3 separate regions of the Homo sapiens genome follow, and all the other regions are linked to region 1. A link is a loop called in an ENCODE intact Hi-C map of the cell type or tissue named here. Cell type or tissue: endothelial cell of umbilical vein. All regions are shown on one strand.

Region 1 (8,000 bases):
AAAGGTAAACTAAAGCTACAGTTCTAGCCAAAAGAGTTGTATTGAATTTTTCCATGCATATTAACTTTCTATAGATGTGGCAAGGTCAGAGTTTTTCTTCTGAAAGAGAGAATAGACACAAGAGATTTTTGTGTTTCATTCTATTTACTGACATTGAAATTATTTGATGGGGAGATGTTTATTGGAAGACACACAGACATAGCACAATTCATGTTTAGGGAGATGGATTTCTTGCAATTGTAAAAGTCAATGGCATTTCACAAATGCTCTCAGCACTCTTTATTGACATTCTGGATAGATATTTTTACTAATGAAATGAGTCAGAATTTCATGAAGCATTGATGACATAGATAAATGCCAACTTATTTCAAACATCCCCCAATGTCATGATGCTTTCAGAACTGATTTCTGTTGCACATTTTGGAATTATCTTACTTTGCATGTTTATAACTTTTTCCTTCACAATGTAGATTTACATAAGTTGAGCAACAGGTAAAAAATCACCTTCTTTAAGAGTTTTGGAAAATTGGTAGGATTTAATCACAAATTAAATAAATATACTTCTAAATTTCATAAATGGGAAATATGACACTGAACCATGAGAAATTCAGAATGTAAAGAATTGCCCTTTATCTCACACATAGTTATGGGGGAAAAGATTCTGTATAATATTGTAACAATATCATATTTTCCACAACTTGGGAGATGAAATACAAATTTTAATTAAGGAAAACATATAGAAAGGTAGGTTACCTCCTTGAGTTGCGGAAACTTCTTAAGAGACAGAACATCTAATAAAATGAGACACGGTATTCACAATCAATAGAGAATATAAAATAATCTCCCTTTCTTTTATCATAATTTTAAAATATTTTTTGGACTGAAATATCTACTTAATGCTTATTCTGTCCAACATTTAGCTACATGATAAAGAAACAACAACCAAAATCTTAATATGCCCTAAAAATTTTTATTTTTACTATAAAGTTTGGTTTGTGGAAGGTCATTACACAACTATGATATCCATGCATCAAAAATGAAAATTTACAAAAATAAGTTGTCAAGCATACATTGAAGTTTTATCCCATTGAAGAAAATTATTCTCACTTGTACTAGAAAAATAAATGCACATAACAATATTTATTTCTATATGTATTATTGCTCACCCCTTTCGTACCCTTTTAATTTTTGTAAAAGATTTGGGATTCTTTGAAATAAAAGCATATAAATAAACCCAAAACTATTAACTCATGATAAAAAAATTTAAAACGACTGTAGCAGGAGAGCTAAAAAGAAAAATTATATAAAGTCTTGACTGCAGAAAAATATAGCAAGTGATTTCAAACCTTAGCTCTAAGTTTCTAGCAATCTAGGTCAAAGGACAATACAATGAATTTCATATCTCTTATCATCAAGTAGACCATGAACTCATTGGTAGAGTTCTGAGCTCTTGGAGAAATTTTTCATAGGGATTTTTACAAGGACTTTTAACAAAGTAATGAATGAAGACCTTGACAGCAGGGTTTTTTAATGCAACAGAAAAGTTTCCTATTATATCAGACCATCTATGAAAACTGATAATACAATATTTAAAGAGTTCACTAATAAAAATTATAAAGTGAGACAGAGGAATATAGCCAAGCTATGTAACTTTTTGGTCTTCAAGCTCACATTAAAATAAAGAATAAGATGATAAGTTTTTAAATTACAAGTGTTTTTTAATTATTTCTGCTGGAAATAATTTTATGCCACAAGCATGTAATAGTAATAACATTTTGCCCCACAATATTAAAGTAAAGTGGACCATTCAGGAGGCATGTCATGTTCCTCCTATGTTGTAATGAAACCTCTGGAGAAATATAGCAAGTCTTAGACTAAGAAATACAGAACCAGAAACATAAGCAGAGAAACAAACATGCACCAGAATAAGAAACGAAGACTTATCTACTCTTGTGGAAAAGCCTCTCTGTCAGCAAGAGTTTTGACAAAAGTTCCACAGAAAGGTATCTGCTAGAGAAGTAGGATTGCCCAGTATTTACAGTCTAGTCTCTGGACTATTACCATGTTATTTACTAGACTGCCTGAGTTCAAGGCCCAAGCATATCACTTTCAGGCTGGAAACAGTGGACGGTTATTTAACATCTCCAGCAGTCCTGTGACTCTTCAAAATAAGGTTGATGAGGATAATAACAATATTTATCTTACTGCATAAAGTAACCATGGAAAAATCAACCACGTGAGTTGTTTAACACAATACCAAATATCTGGTAGGTATTATCTCAATGTTACAGACACCCAGTGTTTTTTACTGATAAAAATGAATGTATTCTATATATCAGGCATATACATGAGACAGCATTTTGTTTCAAAAGTTGAAAAGCCAGCCTTCTGTTTTGTCTTAAAGGTGAGTCATCAAAATGCATTATATTTTATTGGAAGATTGTTTCACAAAATACATTGAACCCAGGAAAAGAAGAGGAGTTTATATCTAGAATCCAATTTTAATCACAGATTTTTCAGCTGGGCACAGGTTTTATAAAATTAGATTTATTTGTGATCATTAGCTCAAGCATTCACTTCATAGTAAAAAAAAACTAATTTACAAAGATTTGCATCATCTGAAATTTTATTAGACCCAAACGTTCAGCTTCGGGATACTTTAGCAATGATTTTTAATGTTTTGTAAAGCTCTATAAACTTACTACATAAAACAGAACTTCAGTAGTCACTTTGCTTTAAAGTGAAAACATATACGTACTTACAACAACAATAACAAAAGTAAATTACTAACTTTTCTTTTGAGACTGAGTTTGAGGTCTCACTTTCCTGGCCATAATGCAAAGCTAAAATGGGTTCCCATTCATAAACTGAAGAATTCAGAGTCCAGTATGACCTTCACTAGAAATTCTCTTCCATAAGAAAATGTCTATGATTCTACTTGACATGCCATAATATCTTTTTAAATACCCTGACCTTTTTTTGCTTTGCTTTCTCTGTTTTGCATGACTTAATCATAGACCCCTGAGACATGGTTACTCTTTGTCTTGTACTTGATCTTAGAGAGGGAAGTTGGAGCAAATGTTCTGATATCAATGTCACTGAAAAAATTTTCTTCAGTAATTAAATGATTCACTGTTTCAACTATTTATTTCTACAAATATTTATTAAATAGTTACTATCTAATTTTTCTTACCCCAAAAGAGGAAAAAGAAAAGGAAGGCCCATTTAACAGACCAAAAAAATTATAAACACCATTATTTATTGACTACTTCTTCTAAGCCAAATACCTAAAAGGTAGGTAGACTTATTTTTACTACTCTACAGATTAAAACTGATGTTCATAACTGATGTTCACCAAGTCACAAGGCTGAAGTGATCCGCTCAGAGCTGTCCAATCTCAATGTCTATGTTCTGAACAACTCCTCCTCTCATGATGTCAATTTTTTTTTAAAAGGAGGGCCAGAACATAAATACACAAGAAAATGAAACATGGCTAGGACTTTCTAAGAGCAAAACTTAATATTCAGAAACCTGAAGCATGTTTTAAGTTAAAATAAAAAGCCTAGAATATATTCTATTCCTAAGTAGGCTCATTCTCATTCAATCTGATACTATACCAAAATTTTCAAATCATACTTTAAAATTCTTTTCCAATTCCCAGCCCATTCTTACTCTGAATCTCCCATTCTTATCAAGAGCATATACTTGCTTCTTTGTATGGATTAAATTTGCCAAGATATTTTGATTCTGAGATTTCATGGTTAAAAAGGAAAATGTACCAGAATAAGATCATGATTCTGTTTCTTCACGTGCCCTCAGTCTCTGGCCACAGAAAAAAAGGTATATTTTGGTCCAAAAGACAAAATACTAGGTTTCTACAGCTGAAATTCTTTTCAGTTTACATTTTCTTCCTGGAAGTTTGTAGTATACCTTTGCATACATTTGAATTTTTCATCTCAGTTTAGAAGCAAGTGATTTAGCATATCTGCCTTATTGAGGGTTTATATTTTAATTAAAACTTTGTCATCTGGTTCTTTCTTGGCTGCTTTTGAAATTGCATCCGCTGATTGAGAATAACAAAATTCTCAGTCACTTCCTTCCTACCTCAATGCCTGACTAACCTCAGGACTCAGGCCCAGAGAAAGAGAAAATGCTCTTGGAAATCATGGAGAAGGCCACAGTGGTTTATTCCTGAGCTCTTTGTCATTCTGATTCTATTGTGGCTCACTGAATGGTGTACATTTACCCAAAAAAAGTCTGTAGGTTTTAACCATGGCCATTCTTCATCTTGCAGTAATGTGAAAACAACTCTAAGTAATGATACCTGAAATAAAGCATTATTAAAGGAAAAATGAGATCACTTGAAAGGAAAGAGCACAATTAAACAGAACATTTTCTAAAACCGTGCACAATTTTAAATGTAAATGCTGACACTTACAGATATTTATCTGTTCCATACGTACTCTCTCCATCTGAAATATATTTTCCGAACGGTATACCTTGAATTGGTATGAAAGTTCCTGTTTATCCATTATTAAGCAATACAGCATCTGGGAAGCCCAGACCACAAGCATGTATGTGTTTATTTTTCAAGGGCAACATTGCCATCTACAGGATATGAAATGACAAAATTTCACCACTCCCTTAAACATGTTTGCAGTCAAAACTAGAAATCGCTGAGATTGAAATATGTGTCCAAATTCAGTCCTATTTGATTATCCTGCCAGACACCATATTTCACAAATTATCTCATCTCACAGCTAACTAAAAAAAATAAAAAGAAAAGAATGCATTAAGCTGACTGCCAAATGTCACAGCTTCTTTGTCTTTGAAAATTGCATTAGGGGTTTACTCAAAGGCTTTTCACCATGATAAATGTTAAGGAGCTGAGAGAAAAGCTATCAGAATGAGGTGGTTAGGTTTTTAGTTGGTTATAACTAACACCAAATTCTCTGGAAGTTAGCTGAATATGTGTTACCTAAACTTCCTCATAGAATTCAAATAACGCAACAGCTTTTCCTTCATAGATTTCAAGTAACAAATAGAGCTAATCGTTTTCCCCTAGTACAAGGAGGCAACTGATATCTGTTGCTTAAAGAATCTGATCATTTAATCAGACTTCCCAACATTCAGATGGCATGACAAAGGGGAGGCTCTCAGACTGTTTTGTGAGGGAAGAAACAGAGGCACAGTTAGGTGCTGACCTTGAAAAGCTTAGCTCATTGTCAGGCTGTCCTATTTTAGCAAAAGTGAGAGACAGGAAAAGGGAGACAACATAACTCATTTTCTCCGTTTTGACACACAGGCTAAAATATGAGCCAGGAAAAGATATAGAATATACAAATGGTATTAAGAAGCTATTTTTGACTGCTCAGTCTGACCTCAGTTGAGTTGAAATTGGAATTACAATATTTATTAGAAAAAGCTTGCGTTTCAGGAAAAGCTATTACAATTTTCTAGTACATTTCTAATCTCCTTTCCTGGAGATATTTAATATTAGGATGTATAATTAGCTCACTCTAAGTCCTTAATTGTGGCTCGCCTAGAAAGTAAGTGATGGACGTGCTGGCAGCGTATGACCCTACTGTCTTGTGATTTTTTTTTAATCAACTCCCACAGAAAAGATGGGAATAATGTAAATTAAAGCCATCTCAATCATATAGTGGTGTGTAAAAATCAAGTTTACTTTATTATCACACTGCTAACTAGAAAGTATTCTATGAAAAAATGGGGTTTGAGCACCAAAGAAAAACCCTCATTAAAACAAGAAAACAGTTTGAAAGAACTCAGTATTGGGGTTTCGTTTCCGATGTGTGCTTTACAGCTTTTCATCATATATCCAGCCTGTTGTCTGTGTATATGAACCAAGTTTGAATCAAAAGATTCCCTCCAAAAAAAAAAAAAACCTAGCCATAAAAACAAGCTTAATTTATCTGTAGTCCAGCTAAATGCAGTCACCAAACTAGAAATGTTTACATGGACTAAACAAGTAGCTTTTTATCCGAAGGAAATTAAATAAAATAAGGGGCCACCCTTTGTCTAAAACCAGTATGGTTACTTCCATTGAAAAGTAGTTTATATCATATCATCCATTGCTAAAAATAAGATAGAGGGCACCCTCTTAATAGAAACTGTTTTCCTCAAGGTTCCCAATGACCCCAACATTGCCACATCCAAAGGGCAATTCTTAGTCTTCATTTTATTTGACACCTGAGCACTTGACATTATTGTTTCATACTTCCTGAAACATTGTCTCCAGCTGGCTTCCAGAATATACTATACTCTTAATTTTCCTTCCAAGACCTTGGCCACTTCTCTCTGCCTCTTCTTCCTTTTTCTGATCTCTGAATGCCAATGTGCCCTCAGATATCAGTCCTTAAGCCACTTTTCCTCCATATCCACACTAAATATCTAGATGACTTTATCCTTCCTATGCTTTAAATATCATCTGTATGCTAATGACTCCCAAATGTATATGTCAGCCCATATTTTACCTCAGCCCTAGACACTTATGTCCAAATGCCTATTCAACACCTCCATTTTGCTATCTAATGGAACATCTCATGCCTGATATGATTAAAACGAAATTTTTAAAAATTATTTCACACCTCTGTACTTGCTTCTTTTTTAGGGTTATCCATCTCAGAAAATAACATCTTTCAGACATGCAATACATATTTACTCAAGTAGTTTGTAATTAATTAATTAAATAACACATGATGGCAGCGATATGACCACATCACCTCAAGAGAATGATAGTGAGAGACTAGGACTCTATGATTAGGAAAATTACCCCAGTAAATGGAAAATGTAAACAGTATTTTCTTATGGAATAGTAGGGCTCATAAGAAAGATGTGATCCATAGAGAACAACACATACTAGAGCCTTTCGGAGGATGGGTGGTAGGAGAAGGGGAGGATCAGTAAAAATAACTAATGGGTACTAGGCTTAATAACTGGGTAGTGAAATAATCTGTACAACAAACCCCCATGACACAAGTTTACCTATGGAACAAATCTGCACTTATACCCCTGCTCTTAAATAAAAGTTAAAAAAAAGGGGGGGTTGGGGGCCGGGTGTGGTGGCTCATACCTGTAATCCCAGCACTTTGGAAGGCCGAGGCAGGTGGATCACCTGAGGTCAGGAGTTTGAGACCAGCCTGACTAACATGGTGAAACCCCATCTCTACTAAAACTACAAAATATTAGCCAGGCGTGGTGACTCACACCTGTAATCCCAGCTTCTCCTGAGGCTGAGGCAGGAGAATCACTTGAACCCGGGAGGCGAAGGTGGCAGTGAACCAAAATCGTGCCATTGCACTCCAGCCTAGGCAACAAAAGTGAAACTCTGTCTCAAAAAAAAAAAAGATGTGATCAAAAGAGGACCTACCATTCACACTTTTACTCACTTCACACAGCACTTATTTTAGAGTTGAATTAGGGATGTCTTCATGCCACAAAGACCCCTGTACTCTATATTCCACCCTCCTAAATGCTAGTGCAGTAAGACAGGCTGTCCTGATATTGGTAACAATGTCCAAGATTGTGGGAGATTGATTTCTTCCCACTATTGACTCTACTAAGAAACGAAGGCTGATACTAAAATAACTGGAAATTACATTTAAAACTTCAGTGAGGCTTACAGAAGTGGGTTGTCTGTCCATGATTATCTGTAAGGAGTATATGCATGGTCACACTGGACCTTTAAATTAGTTAAAAGGAAAATAGAAACATGTCATTTAATTTCTTCATTATTTTGCAAATTTAAAAAAAAATTATTCTGTTTATTATGGATACATAATACACATATTTATGGGGTACATGTGATATTTTGATATAAGCTGCCATGTATAATGATTAAATCAGAATAATTAGGGTATGTGTCACCTCAAGCATTTATCATTTATTTATGTTAAGAACACTCCAATTCCATTCTTTTAGTTATTTTGAAATATACAATAAATCATTGTTAACTATAGTTACCCTTTTGTGCTATTGAA
Region 2 (8,000 bases), 140 kb before region 1:
GCTGCTGGAGGCTGAGTCCGGTCCAGAAGCTTTTGAATAACACTAGGAAATGCCCTGGCCAGAAATTCTCAGTTGCTTCAGAACTTTTCCCCGCCTTATGCAATGGCTAATTTTCCCCATGAACAGAAAAGCTGGTTTGAAGCACGGCCAACATTCCCAATGACCCAGGGTATTGGAGGGAGGGGGGTCTTCATGTTCTCCCCAGCAAGGCTGACATGCGAGTCTTTAAGAATGGCAGCCACACTAAGCATATCTAGATGGTTGACAGATGCTGTTATTGATTTGATTTGATTTTAAAATGGAAGCCAAGAGCCTCGGAATGAAAGGACAGGTTTTGAGTTTGCTCTTCTGCTCACCAACCCCAATGGATATTGTACCTTGGTTTCCCAGCCAACGCACCAAAAATGATATGGGTCTGTTGTCTGGAGAAACACCCAAGGTCCTTGTTCTCGCACGGAGAAAATTAGCGACACGGATACACGTGGAGTGGTTTAAGGAGTGGAATGTTTAATAGGCAAGAAAGAAGAAAACAGCTCCCTCATACAGAGGGAGGAGGGCTCCAAATGGAAAACCCCACATGTAGCAGAAAGCAGTCGGTTATATTGGGAGGCTGGACGACGTGGTGTTTGGTTTGCATAGGAGCCAGGGGATTGGTTTGACCAGGTGTGTCATTCACATAGCCTGCAAAAAAGCCAGCTCTCCCACCCTAGCCTTTAAATATGCACATATGGCTACCTGGCTGGTCACCATGATGTTCTGCATACGTGGCAACAAAGAAAAAGTCACGGGAACCACCATATTGGTTGGACCTGGCTTCTAGCCACCAGCATTTGCATATCAATGCTTGCAGGTCTGGTTTTTCAGGCCACTTTCTGTTAGAAAAGAAATGTTTTGGGGCTTGCTTTTTTATTAAAAGAAAAAGCCTTACCAAGGACTCTTTTCCCCTCTCTTGCTGCCTAAAATAATTTCTTAATAACTCCTGTAATACTAGTGATTCTTCGATCAGGAATACAACTTTTCTATAATTTGTGATTTCAAACGTGTCAAGATGGCAGTGACATCATTTTTTCCCATGTGCTTTCTGCTTCTTCGCTTAGAAAATCAGTGGCAGATTTCTCCCAGTAAAGAAGACATATTATTTTAATGTTGCCAAATATTTTATAAATTATTCCCTGACTTATGCTCAAACAGTGACTATAGTTGAAACATCATCCTGCAATGAAGCTCAAAGTATACCAGTCTTACCTATGCGTTCAGAGCTTCAAACAGTTTTTAAAATCTCCGTCTTTAAACGTGAGAAGATAAGCAAGAATTAACAGTTGAAGAAGGCTTCTTTTGTGAAAGAAAAGTACTGGGAAAACAAAACAAAACAAAACAAAAACTGGAGGAGAGAGATAATATAAAAAAGAAAATGTTTAAAGCTTATCGTTGTCTTAAAAGAAGTTTCGTTAATTAAACAAAAAGAGCTTTCTGATTTTAAAATTACTGTAGGCCAGGCATAGCAGTTCGCACCTGTAATCCCAGCAATTTGGGAGGCCTAGGCAGGTGAATTACTTAAGCTCAGGAGTTCAAGACCAACCTGGGCAATATGGCAAAACCCCATCTCTACAAAAAATACAAAAATTAGCCAAGTATGGTGGCACATGTCTGTGGTCTCAGCCACTCAGGAGGCTGAGGTGGGAGGATGGCTTGAGCCTGGCAGACAGAGGTTGCAGTGAGCCTAGATCACATCACTGCACTCCAGCCCAGGGACAGAGCGAAACCCTGTCTCAATAAATAAATAAACAAACAAACAAATAAAATTACTATGGAGCTATAGAAATCAAAATAGTGTGGTACTGACATAAAGATAGGCCTATAAATAAGGTAATGGAACTGAGAGTCCAGAAGTAAAGCCTTCTAATTGTGTCAACTTTTTCTTCAAAAAATTTGCCAGGCCAATTCAATGAGAAAGGACAGTCTTTTCCACAACTAATTTTAGGACTATTGAATATCCAACATGCAGAAAGGATAAATTTAGGCCTTTATCTCAAACTATGCACACAAATTGACTCAATATGGATCAAAGATCTAAATGTAAGAGCTAAAACTGTAAAACTTTTAGAAGAAAATGCAGGAGAAAATCTTTTTGACCTTGGCTAGTCAATAATTTCTTAAATATAACATTGAGACCACAATCCATTAAAATAAATAAACTATAGTCAAATTGGTCATCAAAATTAGAATCTTGGGTACTTCTAAAGAAATAGCTGACAGAATGAAAAGATAATCCACAGACTGGAAGAAAATATTTGCAATATGTTTCTGATAAGGCATTTACATCCAGAATATGTAAAGAACCAAATAGATGACAACAAGCTCAATAAAAACTTAAACAAAAAAATTAAATAGACAATTTACAAAAAAGAATAAAAAGACTCATCAGCACATGTAAAGACATTCAACATCATTAATTATTAGGTAAGTACCCTTTAAAACTATAGTAAGATACCAGTTCATTCGCATTTGAATAACTATAAACATAAAAGACAGACAAAAATAACAAAAGTTGGTAGGGAAATGGAGAAACTTCATATATTGCTGATGGAAATGTAAAATGATACAGGCAGTCAGAAAATAGTTTGGCAGCTTCTTAAAAACTTAAACATGAACTTACTATGTGACCTAATAGTTTCTCTCCTAAATACCTACCCAAGAGAAGTGAAAGTTATTTCCACAGAAAGACTTACATCTCAAAGTTCATAGAAGCATTCACAGGAGCCTAAATATAGAAACCATTCAAATGTTCATTAACTTATAAATGAATAAACAAAAATTGGTATATCCATTGAGTGAAATATTAGTCAACAATAAAAAAATGAACATATGTCATAATATGGATAAAATTATAAAAGCATTATACTGAGCAAAAGAAGCCAGATCAAATGATCACATATTATTAGATCCCACTTATATGAAATTTTCAGAAAAGAAAAATCTGTAGAGACAGAAAATAGGTTTGTGATTAACTAGCTCTTGGGGTGGGAATGGAGAATCATCAAAAGTAGTTGCTTCTGTGATGAGAATGATAGAGCTTAACCACTGAATGTTTTCTAAAGCTTTGAAATTCTATTTCTTTCAAATTGATATGCATGTATTATTTTGACAAAAAGTATGTAAACATAGATATCCGTTTTAAAAAGTAGAGTATGGAAATTGAAGGAATAACTTCACAGTGGAGAATTGTGGCAAACACAAACTTGGTTTGATGGTGAAGGTTAACATCATCAATGGTCAGTCATGTTGATAGCTTGCACCTGGATCTACTGTGTTGACAACACTTTGCTCATGTATTCTTCCTCTGCAAAACCCATTACCCTAGTCTACCCTTGAGGAAAAGATCAGCCAATCCCAATTGAAGAACAGTCTACAAAATACTTGATCAGTAATCCTCAAAATGGTTAAATTAAAAAAAAAAATCAGGAAAGTCTGAGAAATTGTCACAGACCAGAGTAGGCTAAGGATACGTGATGACTAAATGCAATATGGTATCCAGCATGGGATTCTGGAATCTTAGAGGAAAATAGTGATAAGTTGAATAAGTTGTTCAGTGTCATTACTAGTAATGTGTCAATATTGGTTTCTTTGTTTTGATAAACGTACCATGATAATCTAAGATATTAACATAGAGGAGACAGGATGAGGGGTATAAAGGAATTCTCAGTATTATTTTTGTAATTTTTCTGTATATTTAATACTATTATAAAATTAAAAAGCTTATAGAAAAGAAAATGTATGTCTACAATGATGCTCACCTAATGTTGAAGATAGTTGTTTCTTGTGCAGTAGGAAATTGGCATCTTATGCTTGTTTTTCTTTTTAAAATTCTCTTTATTACATACATTCTTTATAATAATAATGTATTTTTTAAAATCATAGCATGATTTTTCTTATAAACAAAACTCAACAGCTATGATGCCCGGGTTTCTGGCTTGGAATACTAAATGGATGGTGATTATATTAGCTAGCTATTACTGCCCTGGCACTACATAACAAACCACTCAAAACTCAATGGCTTACATTGGGTATTGGTTTTCTGTAGTTTAATGAGTTGGCTCTGAATGGGTAGGCTGAGCACCAGGCAGTGGGTTAGGTTCAAGTAAATACACATTCACCTTAGACCAGTATCTACCTACTACTTTTTCTCATAGCAATTGGTAAGACCACAGACGATGAGAAGAAACACATGATACCACTCAATCTGGCCCCTAACAGGCCACTTTTCACTTTACCAACATTCCAGTGGCTGCAGTAAATCACATGGTCAAGCTCAACATTTAGCAGGTGGGAAAATATACCTTCTTCAGTGGGTAGCACTGCAAAGTTGCATATCAAAAGACATGGATGCATAATTATAATACAAAAAGTCCATTGATGATTAAATGCAATGATTTAATCTACCTTAGCAGTATAATCAACTAAGAGGAGAGCAACATTTCCTATCTACATTTTCATACAAAATAGGGAAAGCAATCAGTTCTGCTCCTCATGGGATGAAGGGTAGGAACCTGAGTTTTCAGCACTCCCGAAAGCATTAGCCCACTTCCAGAGCAGCTTCACCCCATCCTTTCCTTTGGGCGTGATGATGAGCATTCAGAATCTCCCACCCCTCCCCTTATAACAGAGCCTAATGAACAACAGACACAATACTGACACTGCTCCAGCATGGATCTTCCCATTAAAAAGTATCTTTGATTTTCAAATAACTGCAGCTCTCTCTCCAAAGTCCCTTATAATTTTTTTCCCTTCTTTTTCCAAACATAACTTTCTTTTTTCACTTTTCCAAAAGTGTTTGACTAGGATTTTCATCTCATGATAATAATTAAAATCTCTAAGTGATTATAGACTAATAAAAATCCATCTCACTTACTTCTGAACCATTCCACTGTAAGAAAACTACTATTGAACATCTCTAAGTCTTTATTTCCTGTTCCATAAAATGGAACAATTAACACATGTCTTCCTTCCGCAAATGATTATTTTGAGAATGGATCAGTTAATTCACCTGTAAACACTTTAAAATCTCTAAATTGTTCTATAGTAGAACATGTTAATATTTAATTAAAAATTATGCCAGTCTGTATATTCTGAGACTATTTACAAAAATTTGATGACCTGACCCCAATATTAAAGGGAGGTAGTTTTCTTTTTTTTCTCTTGTCAAACGTATTGAACTCCAGAATTCTGTCTCATCAATCTTGCCTATTTCTGACAGCTAGTGCCATTGGAAGACATCCTATAAGAACAAATTTTTAGGTTTTGCCCAAAGAAAGTAGGTGATATCATTCCTAAGCTAAATTATTCAGCTTCTGGTTAGTTGCTGTAGAAATTAATGTATAACAGTATATTGCTAATTATTGAATGTGTTATTGCTTCACACCTAATTTTATGTTTTTATTTATTAATAGGCTTTTCTCATTTTAAGTAAAGGAATGTCTTTCACATCCATTATTCATTATTCATTAACTGCTAGTTAAAACAAAGGTAAGATGTGATAGGAATGAAATTTTCTAAATAATAATAGTGTCGGGGAAACATTCCATTAATACCAGTGCATTAAACCTTCTCGAAACTCCACAATTTGGATATTTGTTACAATCTAGATATGTGGCTATACTATGGATTTTTTTTACATACAAAATTATGGCTTTAATTAAATGAAAGAAGTTGCTACTCATGCTGTGTTTATGGATTTTTCAGATCAGAATGAAACAAAAATAAGTTTTAGTGCTAATAAAATGTATTTTTAAAATACATTTATTTCATCCATGAGGGTGAAGGCCCTTGGACCTGTAAAGGCTGACTGAAAAATCACTGACACAAAGCAGATTGATTAATAGGAGAAAAGACTACAAATTTATTTAACCTGTATGCACAGCAGCCTTCAGAATGAAGACTCAACTTCCCAATGAGATGCGGAAGCTTAGATACCACGTTGAGGTTACGGAAAGAATAGGGGCTCAGATCCTGGCAAACAGGTTAGAGGAATGGGAGAAGATGAATTATATTGAGGGGCAGTAAATGATTACCAGGGAGAAAAATTGCATCAGGGAACAGAAACTAACTTGTAAATAGTTACTTATAGTATTTAAATGATCCTTGGAAACAGTCATTTTCTTGAAAAAGAGTCTGTACAGGTGTGGTTATACCCTGGGTCCTCTTTTCTGCAACAGATAATGAGATAACAGGGTGGGGAACAGGACCAGTTGTTCTTGGTGAGTCAGTCCTATCTTTATGTAGATAGGGGAAAAGTCTCTTAAAACACTTGTTGATCTCTAATAATTTTTAATTTAAAACTTTCATTGTACCAGGGAGCCATAATTTGGTGTGAAATATTTTTATTTCCTTCACATAATTTACATATTGGTAACCGTAATAAGAAGGTGTTAGTATTTTTCAAGGCCCAGATTATGATGAATGCTTCTTGAGTTTTTTAAAAAAACACTCCAAAACAGTGAAAAAAATATTAATGGCAAATAGAACATCAAACAATGTACATCGTACTAAATAGAACATGTGCCATTTACAAGAACAGTGCAGATGAAGGGTAAGAATATTTGATACTTTCACACAAAATAAAAAAGACAAAAAAGATTTTCTTAAAGAGTATTAATTTTCAGTTGTTGAAATCTTAAAAATAACAACCTCCATTAACCAAAGCACAGCAATTGAAGACATTATCAGAGATATAAGCCAAGGCAGAACAAAAGGCCTGAAAGGAGGAGGCAAAGCCCAGTGAGACCATGGAGACCTCAGATGAAGACAGGCTTTTCACAACTCTTGCCTGTGTTACAATAGGCTGCTGACATTACCCCTCAAAATATTACCACTAAGCTATTACTGGAATCTATCTACATATTTCCATTTCCCTTCCAGTTGCTCACTTCACAAAAATGTGTCTAAGAGGAGATTTAACTGCAATACGGCTAGAGAGGTTGAGGACTAAGTCTTCCTGCATAAATTCTATTAAACGGCTGCCAGGTTTGTATGTCTGCTGCATAGCAGCAGGCCAATTCACTGACAGTGGGGATGCAGCAGAGAAAGAGTTTAATAACTGCAAGGTGCCAAACAAGGAAATGGGAAGAATTCTCTCAAGTGCTCAAATCCGTTTCATTGAGGGGTCCTGAGCAAAGGCTTTTAAGGGGATTTGTGGAGGGTGAGAGGCTGGAAAATTTGGGGTCATCAATTCGTCAGGGTTAAGGGGGATGAAACTATCAGGATATGGTAACTGCATTCCTCCATGAGTCAGCTTCTTACTAGGCCTTCCAAACCAGCTGGCATCCATTAATATGCAGAACCTAAAGAAGAAGCTCAAACAGAATGCCTGTCATTTCACTATGTCTTTGATTTTATGTCTAGAACTGAAAAAGAACAAAGAGTCTTGTGACAAGGGATACGTTTTCCTGGGCTAGCTAGTAAGTGGCAACCAGCTACAAGGAAGTGAGCTAAAGGGCAAGCTGGCTTAGCGATTGCTGCTGGAAGCCTAATAGGATGTTATTTTATATTTTTTCTTAATTGATTTTATAAAATTTTGTTGGGGATGATTTCAATGCTAGCTCTTCCAACCAAGTTCTGTGACCTTATACCAGTTATGGGACACCTCTGTGCTTCACTCTCTACAAGTAAATGGCAGTACTCAGTGGGTGATTGCAAGGATTAAAAGATAGAATATATTACAGCAATTAGTAAAGGGCCAATATATGACACTAAATATTTTAGTTTGAATATTTGACTTCTTTGAGCATCATTATCTTCAAATAATTCAAATTCTAGTGTCTTATGGGCACACTGGTTATATGTATGTTTCAACACTGTCTGCATGTTTTGGATTAACATAGACAGGATTTTATAAGTACAGATTTTCACTTTTAGATATGAGTGACTTGGTTTCTAAATTACTTGCATTCAATGAGTAATTGCCACATCTTTTATTTTTGGTTTAGTCAGCACAGTCTCTTTAA
Region 3 (8,000 bases), 720 kb before region 1:
GAGCTGTAACACTCACCGCGAGGGTCTGCGGCCTCATTCTTGAAGTCAGTGAGACCAAGAACCCACCAATTCTGGACACAGTACCTTCCCTCTTTCTCTCTCTTCCTACTGCTCCAGCCATGTAAAATATGCCTGCTAATGCTTTCACCTTCTGCCATGCTTGAAAGTTCCTGAGGCCTCCCCAGAAACCATCATGCTTCTCGTATAGCCTGTAGAATGGTGAGCCAATTAAACCTCTTGTATTTATAAATTACTCAGTCTCACGTATTTCTTTATAGAAGTGTGAGAATGAATTAACACAATATCCATTACACATAAAGTGGTACAGGGTTGTTTGAGGTAAAGACAGATTAACTTACATTTTATTTGGTAAATTCTACAGTGATCATTTTTTTTTTTAAAAAAAGAAGTACAATTAATACACTAATATATGATATAAATTAAATATTATACATGGTCAGTTAAAATCACAGAATTCAGAAAAATTGGAAGGAAAAAATAAACTAGGAAAAAACTACAAGAAATAGAATACAGTTATAAACATAGTAGATAGTTATCCAACTATATCACTCAATAATCTCTTTAGATGTTAATGTTCTAAATATACCAGTTAAAGATAGAAATTGTTGAAGAGGATAACAAAACCAAACCTAGCTATATGTCACTTACAAGAAACCCATTTTAAATATATAAAGATACATCTGGGTTAAAAGTAAAAAGATAAACACACAAAGTGCTAATCAAAAGAAAGCAAAGGAGCTACATTAATTTCAGACAAAGCAGACATCAGGAAAGATAGAGATTATTAGGGCTACAGAGCTTTATCTAATGATAAAAGGGTTAATTTTCCAAAAAGACATAACAATCCTAAATGTGTATGCCTCATACAAGAGAACATTAAAATACATGCAGTAATATTGATAAAACTGAAGGAGAAATAGGCTAACAGAGGCACTATTATACCTGTAGATTTCAGCACTTACCCATTAGTAATTGACAGATGCAACAAGCAGAAAATGAAAATATATTTAAACTGAACATCTCTATCACTAACTTATCTAGTTGACATGTTTAGCAAAGTACATCCACAATGGCAGAATATATATATATTTTTTTCATGATCACATGGAACGTTCTTCAAGGTTGACCACATTTGGGCCATAAAAGACATCTTAAAAATATAAAATAATAGAATTAATACAAAGTATGTTCTCATACTACAATGAAGTTCAAATAGAAGTCAGTAACATGTAGATAACTGAGATAGCTCCAAATATCTGAAAATTGACACATTTCTAAATAAGTGAGAGGTCAAAATAGAAGTCTCAGTAAAAATTTAAAATTTTGAAGTAAATAAAAATGAAAACAAAATATATCGATACTTAGCTTTTTTTTCTCCAAGATGGAGGCATAGAGGCTTTGTTAGCGAACCTCATTCACTTGGAAATAGCAAAATAGTGTGCAGAGATTCACATTGTGATCAAGGAAAGAATAGGAAGCTCAACATAAAAATGAAACAAACTTTGGATACTTTGAAAAATATGGTGGGCAGCAGACCACACTGTGGGTCTGACGGAAAACTGTGAGTTCCAAGTTCCTGAGAGGGGAAGAGTATCTTCACAGTATACATTTCCACTTGGGAGTCAGGCAATCCAGGCCACAGAGGAGCTCCTTGACTCTTCCAACTGATACAATTCTGGGATCAGTGAAGAGACTGTGAGAAGAGGCAGCAGGAAGTACTTTGCACATGCTCCCAGACCTTGATGCTAATAGGAGATCATTCCTGATCTTAACTCATAGGGGGCTGTGCGGAAATCTGTCATCCAGAACAAGCATTAGTCATCGGTTTAGAGAATCTCAAGAATGAGATTTGCAATCTAGTCTTAAGAGGAGGAAGAGCCCCATGGCCAGATCTGAGAGATGAGTGTAGCATGGGTTTGAAACACGGGCATAAGCGTTGGGCAGTCCCACTGCAGGATGCAGGACTGGAGTCGGAGGGGTGTGGCCTGGGAGTCCAAGTTTTTGTCCCTGGCAGGGAGTTTTGTGGCATAGGACAGTTTTGTAATCTGAAGACAGATTGCTTGTGTCTTGACTTACTGTTTCAGCTTGCTGCCAGGAGTGGGTTATGGGAGGGAGCCTTGCTGGGTCAAGGGTGTGGGAGTGAGGCAGGTGTCACTACCATCTGCTAGGTTGTGGAACACAAACTGCTTCTCTTTTCCCATGCTGACTCTTTGGCACAAAATAAGTTGTTATGCTCCTCCTTGAAGCATTGCCCCAGTGGCCTGAGCACTGCCTTCTGATCCATGTTATGGCCGTTGCTTGTACCTACCATTGGGGAGCCTGAGTACAGCCCTGCCTGGCTCAGCCCTGCCCAGCTTTACCCCAGCCACCAGCCTCAGAGGCAGAGCATGGGACTCGGACTCCTGGAAGTCCCACAGCGCAGCCTATTGCCTGCAGCTTCTCAGTACTTCCGGTTAACAAAGGTCAAGCAAAAGCCCAACTGCCATTATCACAGTTGGCTCTCACCTGCAAGTGCCACCTACTGGCTAGGAGACAAACCTGCAAAGCCCGTTTTGTTTTTTACATCTGCTGAGACAATTGCACAACATTTGAAAAAGAGAAGAGATTTGCATGACCTCTGCCACCTCCGTTGTTCACACCACCCTGTCTACTCAGAGGGACTTGAGTCTGCTCCCCCACAGGGTACGTTACGACTACACCAGGCATTTGGGAAAGCCACCACAATAAGACTATCTGTATCCAAGAAAATAATACAGTCTATACAACTTCCTTGCCACCTGTATCACAAATGGTGCTTGTGCCTGCCATTGCAGGACCCTAAGGCAGGCCAGCCCAGTCCAGCTCCACCCAGCATCACTCCCACACCTCAGGGCTGAGTACAGAGCCCTGGACACTCTGCATTTTATGGGCCAACCCATTGCCTGAGGCTGTGGAGAGCTTTTCCTGGTAAACAAAGATCAAGCATCAACCCTACTGCCAACTGCTGCAGCCAACTCTTACCTGAAAGTGCCACCTACTGGCCTGGAGGTTGAACTGCACAACCCAATACAAAATCTGCTGCCAGAAGTACACAGCTCTTAGAAATGAAATAAGCTTTTTAAGACCTCTGTCAACCCTGCCCTACAGGAGGCCATGAGCCTGTTCACATGTTCAGTACACTACTAGTACAACTGGTGTTTGAGAAAGCCACTAAGGCTATCTATAACCAAAGAATTCATACAGGGACTTGCCAGTGAAAGCACCCAGAAGCAAAGCCAAATGATCCTATTCAACAGACAATATAGTCACATCCTTAAGGTGGGAAAATAAAAATCCCATTTAAATAAAACTAAATTATAAAATAAGAAGTGACATTTTTCCAAATGAGAAGAAACCAGCATAACAATTCTGGAGAAGAAACTGGGTGTTACACCACCACCAAGAATCACTCTAACTTTCTAGAAATGGATCCTAACCAAAATGAAAATTTTGAAATAGCAGACAAATAATTTAAAATATTTACTTTAAAGAAACTCAGTGAGATGCAAACCAATACAAATAAATCAGAATATCAATTGAGGATATGGTTTAGGCTATGATAGAAATTTACCCATGAGGTAGATATTTTTTAAAAAATAAAACTTATGGAAATAAAAAATAACTGAAGAAATTATAAAGTCGAGTTGAAAGCTTCAACAATAGGAGAAAGAATCTCAGAACTTGAATACAGGTTTTCAAAAATTCAATCAAAAATTCAAAAATACAATCACATAAAGATGAAGAAAAATAATGTTTAAAAAATGAATGAAGCCTTCAAGAAGTGTAGGACTTCTTAAATATCTGAACCTATGAAGCATAAATATTTCTGAGGGGGAAGAAAAAACAAAAAATTTTAAAAACCAATTTGTGGAAAACTTCCCTATTCTAACAAGAGATCTAGACATTCAGATACAAGAGGATCAACAACTTCAGAAAAATGCATTGAAAGAAGATCCTCATCATGATATATAGTCATCAGATTGTCTAAGGTCAAACTAGATTTAAAAAAAAACCTAAAAAACTAAAACTAAAATCAGCAATATCCAGCCATCTACAAAGAAAACTCCATCAGACCAACAATGAACTTCCCAACAAAAACTTTACAAGCCACAAGAGATTGGGATTCTATTTTCATAGTGCTTAAAAAAAAAGCAAAATTGTCAACTCTAAATTTTGTATTCTGCTGGAATATACCTCATGAATGAAGGAGAAGTAAAGTGTTTACCAAACAAGAAAACGATGAGAGAATTTGTCATTGGTACTACAAGAAGTGTGCAAAGGAGTTCTAAACATGGAAACAAAAAGTCAATACTAGTCATCACAAAAACACATGAAATATAAAACTCACAGATCTTATAAGACAGTTAAACGAGGAAGAGAAAGAAATGAAATGGCAACGTAAAAGAACTTCACCAAACCACAAAGATAAACAGCAAAAAAAAAAAAAAAAAAAAAAAGAAACAAAAAATCTACAAAGCAACTATATGACAATTAGCATTATGAAAGGTACAAAACCTCAGATGGCCATAGTAATCTTGAATGTAAAAAGAGTACATGCTCCAATTAAAAGGTATAGATTGGTAAAATGTATAAAAGAAAAGAACCAACCATATGCTGCCTACAAGAAACTCACCTTACTGGTGAACACACTTATAGACTGAAGGTGAGGGGTTGGAAGAAGATATTCCATGAAAAAGGAAACCAAAAGCAAGCAAGAATAGCTATACTTGGATTAGATAAAACAGACTTTATGTCAAAAACAGTAAAAAAGATAAACAATTATATATTGATAAAAAGATCAATTCAACAAGAAGCTATAACAATCCTGAATATGTATACATCTGACTCTGGAACAGTCAGATTTGTGAAACAAATATGACTAGATCTAAGAAATACAGAAAAACAATAACAGTGAGAGACTTCAACACCCTACTGACAACACTAGACAGATCATCACAACAGAAAATCAAGAAACAAACACTGGACTTAAATTAAACTCAATTATCAAATGGACCTAACAGACATTTACAGAACATTCTATGCAACAACCACAGAATATATATTCTCATCAACACATGGAATATTTTTCAAAAATAGACCATATATTAGGCCATAAAACAAGTTTCAATAAATTTTTAATATTGAAATCATACCAAGCATCTTCTGAAACCACAGTGGAATAAAACTTGAGACCAATTCCATGGACATAAACACGGTTATCTGGAATGATCTTTGGGTAAAGGATTTAATTAAGACAAAAATTAAAACATTTTTGAAATGAAAAAAAAGGGAGACAAAATACACCAAAACCTCTTGGATACAGCAAATGCAGTGTGAAGAGAGAAGTTTATAGTGGTAAATGCCCACATCAAAATAATGGAAAAAATCACAAATTAACAATCTAACATCACACCTTAGGAAAACAGAAAAATAACAGTGCACAAACCAAAAAGCTAGGTTAAGTATAGAAATAACAAAGATTAGAGAAGAACTAAGTGGAATTGAGACAAAAAATACAACGATTAATGAGACAAAAGATAGCTTCTTTGAAAAGATGAGCAAAATTGATAGACTTCTGGATAGACAAACCTAGAAGATAGACGATTCAAGTAAACACAATGAGAAATGAAAAAGGAGACATTACAACTGATACCACAGAAATAAAAACCATCATCAGAGACTACTATGAGTAGCTCTACACTCACAAACTAGAAAAGCTAGAGGAAATGGATAAATCGTTGGAAACATACAACTTCCTAAAAGTGAACAAAGAAGAAATAGAAATCTTGAACAGGTCAATAACCAGTAGCAAGATTGAATCAATAATGAAAAATCCCTCAATAATCAAAGCTCGGCTACAGACCGATTTACAGCTGAATTCTACCAGATGTACGAAAAACTGGTACCAGTCTTACTGAAACTGTTCTGAAAAAATTGAGAAGGAGGGAATTCCCCGTAACTTATTACATAAATTCAATATCAACATGATACTCAAACCAGAAAAGGACACAAGAAGAAAAGAAAGCTACAGACCAAAGTTCCCGATGAGCATACATGCAGAAATCCTCAAGAAAATACTAGCAAACTGAAATCAACGTTACATCAAAAATATAATATACCATAATCGGTTTGGTTTTATTCTAGGGATGAATGGATGGTCCAACATACACAAATCAATTAATGTCATTCACCACGTAAACAGAATAAAAAACACAAACCATATGATTATCTCAATAGATGCAGAATGAGCATTTGATAAAATACAGCATGGCTTCATGATAAAAACCCTTAACAAACTAGGTATAGAAGGAGCATACCTGAAAATAATAAAAACCATTTATGACAAACTCACAAGCAACATTATACTGAATGGGGAAAAGTTGAAAGCATTACTTATAAGAACTGGAATAAGACCAGAATGCCCATTTTTCACCACACCCATTCAGCACAGTACTGGAAGCCCTAGCCAAAGTAATCAGGTAAAAAGAAAAGGCATCCAAATTGGGGATGAAGAAGTCAAATTATCATGTTTGCTGATGATATGATAAGAAAACCCTAAGACTCCACCAAAAGACTCCTAGATTTGATAAATAAATTCAGTAAAGTTTCAGGATATAAAATCAATAGCATTTCAATACACCAGTAATGATCAAGCTGAGAACAAAATCAAGAAGTCAATCCCATTTACCAAGGATAAAAAACTCAAAAATATAGGAATATATTTAACCAAGGAGATAAAAGATCTCTACAAAGAAACTACAAAACAATGATGAAAAAAATTGTATGTGACAGAAATAAATGGAAAAATATTTTATGTACATGGATCAGAAGAAAATCAGTATCATTAAAGTGACCATACAGCTCAAAGCAGTCTACAGATACAATGAAATTCCTATCAAAATACCAATGTCATTTTTCACATCATTAGAAAAAGAAACCCTAAAATTCACATGGAACTAAAAAAGATCCCAAATAGCCAAAGCAATCCTCAGCAATAAGAACAAAGCTGGAGGCATCATATTACGTGACCTTAAATTATACTACAAAGCTATAGTAACCAAAACAGCATGGTACTAGTATTCAAACAGACACATAGATCAATAGAACAGAATAAAGAACCCAGAAATGAAGCCACATGGCTATAGTCACAAATATTTGGGGTATGTCTAAAGAAAAATGGAATCAACTTAGAGTTCCAAAAAGTCAAAGCTGAAACAATTTGAGCAACAACAACAACAAAGTGGAATTGGATTGTAATCTAAATAATAAAATAAATATCCCTGCCTCCATAATAATATAAACAACTGATTGAATACATAAATAAATGGTGTAGAATAGAAAAACTCACATGTGGAAGGATTTCAAATTATATATGCAGATATCCTGAGCATAAGTTCTCACTAATAAGTGTTGGCTGTGTATAATGACTCTTCAAAAGAGTACAGTCTAAAAAAGGGAAAAAGGTAACTACAGTGGAGAAACCTGAAAAATACTATCTCAACCAGTTTTTCAATGTTACCACCAATAGTGATAAGTCTTTGATATTATTTACCTTTGATGTGATGAAAATAGTACTTTATCTCTGTATTCTTTTCAAAAACCTGAAAGCCCAGTCTAACCATGAGAAAAAACATCAGAAAAATTTCAATAGTAAGACATAAAGCAAAATTCCTGACCAGTATTCATGAACGCTTTCAATTTTATCAAAAATAAGGAAAGTCTGAAAAACTGTCAAAGCCAAGGAACCTAAAGAGACATGAAAACAAAATGTAATGTGATATCCAGGTAAGATTTTAGAGTCAAAAAAGAACATTAGGTGAAAACAAGAAGTCTAAGTATGGACATTATTTAAAATAGTGTATAACATTGGTTCATTACTGTGACTGTATTAGTCCATTTTCACACGGCTGTAAAGAACTACCTGACATTGGGTAATATATAAAGGAAAGAGGTTTAATTGA

The links. Peaks named below come from ENCODE experiments on the same cell type or tissue, not always from the same donor. Only the 100,000 strongest peaks of a DNase experiment are listed, where the experiment ranks them.
Region 2: it touches region 1 in a loop (7-fold over the local background); 19 of 110 quality-filtered maps call a loop at or near these places.
Region 3: a loop joins it to region 1, with 4 times the contacts of the local background. A loop is called at or near these places in 6 of 110 quality-filtered maps.

The regions. Positions count from the first base shown.
Region 1 is chr3:176,659,457-176,667,456 of GRCh38, forward strand. No RefSeq gene overlaps it. Among named protein-coding and RNA genes, the nearest start is that of LINC01208, 28 kb to the left of the region's middle. In endothelial cell of umbilical vein, no CTCF peak of the experiment used is centred here; DNase peaks (open chromatin) are centred at 4,145, 4,615 and 5,145; H3K27ac peaks cover 2,054 bases.
Region 2 is chr3:176,514,720-176,522,719 of GRCh38, forward strand. It overlaps MIR7977 (microRNA 7977), which reads left to right and starts at 384; the gene lies at 384-432. In endothelial cell of umbilical vein, no CTCF peak of the experiment used is centred here; no DNase peak of the experiment used is centred here.
Region 3 is chr3:175,938,599-175,946,598 of GRCh38, forward strand. No RefSeq gene overlaps it. Among named protein-coding and RNA genes, the nearest start is that of NAALADL2-AS1, 170 kb to the left of the region's middle. In endothelial cell of umbilical vein, a CTCF peak has its summit at 3,057 (motif pointing left); no DNase peak of the experiment used is centred here.